2 separate regions of the Homo sapiens genome follow, and region 1 is linked to region 2. Evidence: read pairs that join two places in POLR2A ChIA-PET (ENCODE). Cell type or tissue: Panc1. All regions are shown on one strand. Links, peaks and the distances in the headings refer to the core of each region. The heading gives the core; the rest is flanking DNA. Region 1 overlaps CRYBB2 (crystallin beta B2). Region 2 has its middle 48 kb from the start of MIR6817.

Region 1 (2,868 bases), core at 369-2,868, 180 kb after region 2:
TGGCAGCACTGACAGATTGAATGAATGAATGAATGAATGAGGGAATGAAGGGGAATAGGAGCACAGAACTTTGCACACTATTTTAGGAGTTTCACAAACCCCAAGAAGCCAGTATGTTTGGCTAAATTGGTTCTGTTGTGGGGAAAGAGCCTTAATTAGCAGCACTTGCTGATTTCTATGCTGTAAATGCACCCTGTGGCTGGTTTCAAGCTACCAATGATTAGTCAACCAGTTCACACAGATTCTGAAAATTTAAGAGTCCGTTCCAGGCCAGGCACAGTGGCTCACGCCTGTAATCCCTGCACTTTGGGAGGCCGAGGCAGGCAGGTCATGAGGTCAGGAGTTTAAAACTAACCTGGCCAACACAGTGAAACCCTGTCTCTACTAAAAATGCAAAAAATCAGCTGAGCTTGGTGGTGGGCGCCTGTAATCCCAGCTACTTGGGAGGATAAGGCAGGAGAATCGCTTGAACCTGGGAGGCGGAGGTTGCAGTGAGCCAAGATCATTCCACTGCACTCCAGCCAGGGCGAAAGTGCGCGCCTCCGTCTCAATTAAAAAAAAAAAAAAAAGTTCTTACAAGCTGGTATAAGCTGTTTCCAGCACACCGCTGCCCAAAGCTCATCTGTGGACCCCCATGGAATCCAAATTTATTACCATGAGAAATCCCTCACTGCTGATGGCCAGGGTCGATGTGCCCAGGAACTTTGATTCAGTGGAAAATGACACCTCCTGTTCCCAAACTTAGGGACACACGCGGTCAAAGGCAGCATGGGCTGGTCCTCCTGCTTCTCATAGCTTTCAGACTACTCAACTCATTCCTTCCCTCCTGCCTCAACCTAATCCTCCCTCTGCCTCAACTTGCCCCTCTGACATACATGTCTTGCTCACTGGGGCTGAGGTTAAGGCCAAGGTTTCTCCACTCCAAAGGCATACCATTTCCCCAAAGGCAGCTCTAGAAAGAAATTCAGCGGCTGTAAGCCACCTATGGGCAGAGAATTCCCATTTACTTTCCAGTGGGAAGCCAGAGGTCAGCAGAGCACACTGATGTGTGCAAGATCACCAGCGTGTACAGGGCAGAGCAGGACTTAGGACCCCAGAGTCTCAGTTCCTGGGGCAGGGTGAGCCAGGGCTGGCAACGCACTTACGTGCCACTCTGCACCCGCACAGATGACACCTTCTCCTGGTAGCCATGGGCGTGGAAGCTGGGTACATCGTCATCTATGATTTCCATCTTCTTCCCGGTGAAGTTGGGGTTTTCATAGAGGATGATCTTGTGCTCTTGGCTGTCCTATTGGCAGAGGATGGGGGGAAGTGAGTATGGGTGAGGGGGCCCAGGGTTGGCCTTCCCACCCCATGCTCATGCCCCAGAGTTGGGATCAGCATGTCCCACACATCACTCTCTTCCCAGTGCACCCACTACGTGTCTATGACCACTGCTGTTGGATCACAGCCGTTTGTTAAGTTTCTACTGGGCCATTTTCATGTAACAGACACTCTGCAACACTTTGGGGAATGTTTGATTCTGAAATGTCATTTTTTCCTCCTCAAGTTTCTCTTTTATAAATGGTGGCTACGATATACCTACCCACCCACATGTGAACACCCACACATGCACACACACACACATGCACACCCACACATGTGTGCACACGCACACATGCACACACGCACACCACACTTGCACACACGCACGCACACACGTGCACACCCACACTTGCACACACACGCACACCCACACATGCGTGCACACACACATGGACACACGCACACACTTGCGCGCACACACGTGCACACCCACACATGTACACACACACGCACAGGCTAACTGTGCCTCTAATAGGCACCTGAGATATTTTGATTTTTCTTCATTTCTACATCTCTTCCCATCCTCCTGTCCCTATGACATTTTCCTTAGTTATCTCATCTCATCCTTTACACATAAAACCCTTATCCCTCAGACATAAAATCCTCTTATGCCATTTAGCAGATGAGGAAAGCGCGGCACAGAGAGGTCAAATGACGTGCTCAAGGCCACACAGCTGGGAGCAGCACAGCCAACTTGGGAACCCAGGTCTGTGGGGTGCCAAGTCCCGTGTTCCCCAACCTTCCAGTAGGTCCTGGGAGGAGCTAGACTGGGCTTGGAGGGTTTGAGAGTATAACTGAGCAGTGATGGGCCCTGTCCCCTTCCTGAGAGTTGACACTCTCACACACTAGTAAGAATCAGGATCTCAGAAGCACTGAAAACTCACACTGGCACGAGTCTTGAAGAAGAGCTAAACCACCTTCTCCTCCAGCCCCAAACTCATAATTTCTTGTAGTATTTCTGATGGCTATTGGTTATTGAGCAATGACGGGAGTTGCCCAACCCTTGGGCGCGGGGGGCGGGCACCAACCACCTAAAATAGAATGTGAATAGTGCCCTCTGGAGCATTTCATAGTCTTGTGATTGGAGCCTTCTGGAGTTGCAGTGTGACAACCCTCAAGCTAATAAGCACATTGGAACCTCAGGACAGTAGATACCAATATGCCCATTTTACAGATGAAGAAACTGAGGCTCAGGGAAGTAAAATGACTTTTGCAAGGTCACCCAGTGAGGAGGTTCCTCACCAATCAGAAGGGGCACAGTGCTAGAGGGGCGGGCCCCTTCCTGGTCCCCAGACCTCCAGCTCCAAGGTGGCAGAGAGAGAAAGTAGGATGATGGGCAGAGAGAGGGAGTAGGGTGATGGCAGGGGGCTCACCACTTTGATGGGCCTCAGGGAGCTGAGGGAGTCCGTCCTTCGGCTGCTGGTCCATGAGTCCCAGCGGGGGTACTCACCCTTCTCAAACACAAACTGCTCGCCCTTGCAGTTGGCCTGTTCATAGCCCACC
Region 2 (2,906 bases), core at 268-2,767:
CACAGCCCCTTTACTCTCTGGAAGTCTCTGATGACCTCTTCATGATGCTTTTTTTTTTTTTTTTTTTGAGACGGAGTCTCGCTCTGTTGCCCAGGCTGAAGTGCAGTGGCGGGATCTCAGTTCACTGCAAGCTCTGTCTCCCGGGTTCATGCCATTCTACTGCCTCAGACTCCCAAGTAGCTGGGACTACAGGCGCCTGCCGCCACGCCCGGCTAATTTTTTGTATTTTTAGTAGAGATGGGGTTTTACCGTGTTGGCCAGGATTGTCTTGATCTTCTGACCTTGTGATCCACCCGCCTCGGCCTCCCAAAGTGCCGGGATTACAGGCATGAGCCACCGTGCCTAGCCTTTTTTTTTTTTTAATATTCTTGGTACATTTTCTATGTAACCATTTAAATAACTGGCCAGTAGAGTCTTCAGATTTTCTGTATCGCTTCCCAAATTTAGAAACCTGACTTGACTTTGGACCAGTTGTAGGCCATCCTGTGCCCCCTTCCCTTGATTCCTGCAGCCAGAGCCCTAAGCAGGCCCCACCCACTTGAGTCCAAGCTGCTACCATTGTACCCACCTGCTGGCCAGGCCCCCACAGGGGCCTCTCTCCTCCTGACAGTCTCATCCCCACTCAGCAGCCAGAGTGCCCTCTTTATAAATGTAGATTGGATCCTTTCACTGTATTCGTTCATCCAACATTTACTGAGCACCTGCTGTGTGCTAGGCCCTGGTACAGGCACAGGAAACACATCAGGGAACAAAACTACACTCTCTGCTCTCCTGGGGCTTCCTTGCTAGTGGAGGGAATAAAGATATGTAAACATGTCAGGTAGTGATGAGTGCAAAGGAGAAAAGTAAATCAGAGAAATGGAGCAGAAACTGCTGGCAAGAGTGGGCGGTGGGGGGGTATGATTTGCAATTTTCAACAGGGGTGGTCAGGCCTGACTGAGGAGCCGAAGAGGTAAGAGAGTAAAGCCATGTGGCTAAGTGGGGTGAAAGAGTTGAAGCAGAAAAGGTGGGAGGATCACCAGGCATGATGGTCCCTGTCTGTAGTCCTAAGTACTAGAGCCGGGCACAGCGGCTCATGCCTGTCATCCCAGTACTTTGGGAGGCCAAGGCGGGTGGATCACCTGAGGTCACGAGTTGAAGACCAGCCAGACCAACATGGTGAAACCCTGTCTCTACTAAAATTACAAAAATGAGCCAGGCGCGGTGGCGCATGCCTGTAATCCCAGCTACTTGGGAGGCTGAGTCAGGAGAATCGCTTGGACCTGGGAGGCAGAGGTTGCAGTGAGCCAAGATTGTGGCATTGCACTCCAGCCTCTCCAGCCTGGGCAACAGAGTGAGATTCCATCTCAAACAAAACAAAACAACGAAAACTAACTACTGGAGAGGCTGAGGTGGGAGGATTGCATGAGCTCAGGAGTTCGAGGTTGCAGTGAGCTATGATCACACCACTACACTCCAGCCTGGGTGACAGAGCGAGACCCTGTCTCAAAAAAAAAAAAAAAAAAAAAAAACTTGTAGCAGAGAACAGCAAGTGCAAAGGCCCTGAGGCAGGAGTGTGCCTAGTGTGTTTGAGAACCCACAGGGATGCCACTGTGGCTGTAGCAGGGTGAGATGTGGGAAGGGAGAGTGGCTAAGGAGGCTGAGAGGTCAGGGAATAAGTGTGGCTGGAGCCGGCCCTGAAGGTGCCCGAGACCCTTGTTTCTCTCCTGAGATGGCGGCCCTCACAAACCCTGGAGCTTCCCTGGCTGCCATGAGGTCAGGCGGAAGGGGGTCGAGGTAGAGGTGGACACAGGGTGCAAGAAGGGAAAGGATTTTTGCTGCTTAAATCCTAGCCTGTCTTCCCATTGCTGGTGGGGTACATTATCAATTCCTCTTCCCTGCCTGAGGTCTGACATGTGCTGGCCCCAGCTGGCCTCTTCCTTCCCCCAGCTCCACCTTCCACCCCTCAGCTCCAGCTCGTGGCCTGATGTGGTTCCTCCTCCCAGTCCATTGACCACGCTGGCCCCTGCCGCAGGGCCTCCTCTATTGATGTGTGCTCTTCCTGAACTGCCCTTCTGCCGGACAGCTGCTCCTTGGTGGCAGCTCAAGTGTCCTTCCTTCCCTAAGCCAGAGTTTCCCAACACTGCAGCCCAACACCCTTCATTTTTCATGACATTCTTCATGTTCTGTCAATGGGCCTTTTGTTGTTTTAATTTTGTCTTCTTGTTTTTGTCGGTCTCCCTTCCTAGAATTTAAACCCCATGAGGGCAGAGGCGTTCAGCCTCACGCCAGCCTGGCAAATTTGTCACAAATCTGGAGGAACGCACACGTTCGCGGGCACCCAGTTCTGTGAGGTATTGCAAGCCCTCTCTGAACCTGCAAGGTGGCCATTGCTGTTCCCACTTTACAAGGGAGGAAGGAGTGCCCGGAGAGGTTCTATTTAGACCCGCCAAGGGCACAGTCGTTCTAGAAAGTAGCAGATCGGGAGTTTGAACTTGGGCTTGCTGGTTCCAGAGCCCCTTCTGTGCCCCTTCCAGGCTGTGCCTGGGTGAGATTCTTCCCCTTCGAGCACCTCTTCTTCCTCGAGGGTTCAGTGGCTGAGCTGACACCGGTGGGCAAGAGGCCTTGGCCTGCTTGTTGAAGGACTCAAAGGTGGCGTCTGGAAGCCTGGCGGGACTTTTCCCCTGTCAGCCTAGAGGCACTTTTAGAGGAGCGTGTCTGTTTCGCAGTCTTCGTGTCTCATAATTCATAATTAAGGTAGAGAGTACACATTTAGTTTAAAGTAAAAATTCAAACCCACCTCCACTCCCAGCTGGCCAGCTTCATGCAGTTCTCTCCCTGTCCCCTCCTCTGCCCTCCACAGGTGAGAACAAGTGTCAGGGCCGCACCATGGGACCCCAGGCTTCCTGCCCTGAAACTGCCTCGCT

What was found. Peaks named below come from ENCODE experiments on the same cell type or tissue, not always from the same donor. Only the 100,000 strongest peaks of a DNase experiment are listed, where the experiment ranks them.
Region 1: POLR2A ChIA-PET joins it to region 2 with 15 read pairs; 2 of 35 experiments call an interaction of 5 or more read pairs at or near these places.

The regions. Positions count from the first base shown.
Region 1 is chr22:25,227,856-25,230,723 of GRCh38, reverse strand. CRYBB2 (crystallin beta B2) reads right to left here. Exons shown (of 6, transcript NM_000496.3): 4 at 2,739-2,868; 5 at 1,146-1,288. Among named protein-coding and RNA genes, the nearest start is that of CRYBB2, 9.7 kb to the right of the region's middle. In Panc1, for the core only: no CTCF peak of the experiment used is centred there; no DNase peak of the experiment used is centred there.
Region 2 is chr22:25,405,730-25,408,635 of GRCh38, reverse strand. No RefSeq gene overlaps it. Among named protein-coding and RNA genes, the nearest start is that of MIR6817, 48 kb to the left of the region's middle. In Panc1, for the core only: no CTCF peak of the experiment used is centred there; no DNase peak of the experiment used is centred there; H3K4me3 peaks cover 79 bases; H3K27ac peaks cover 882 bases.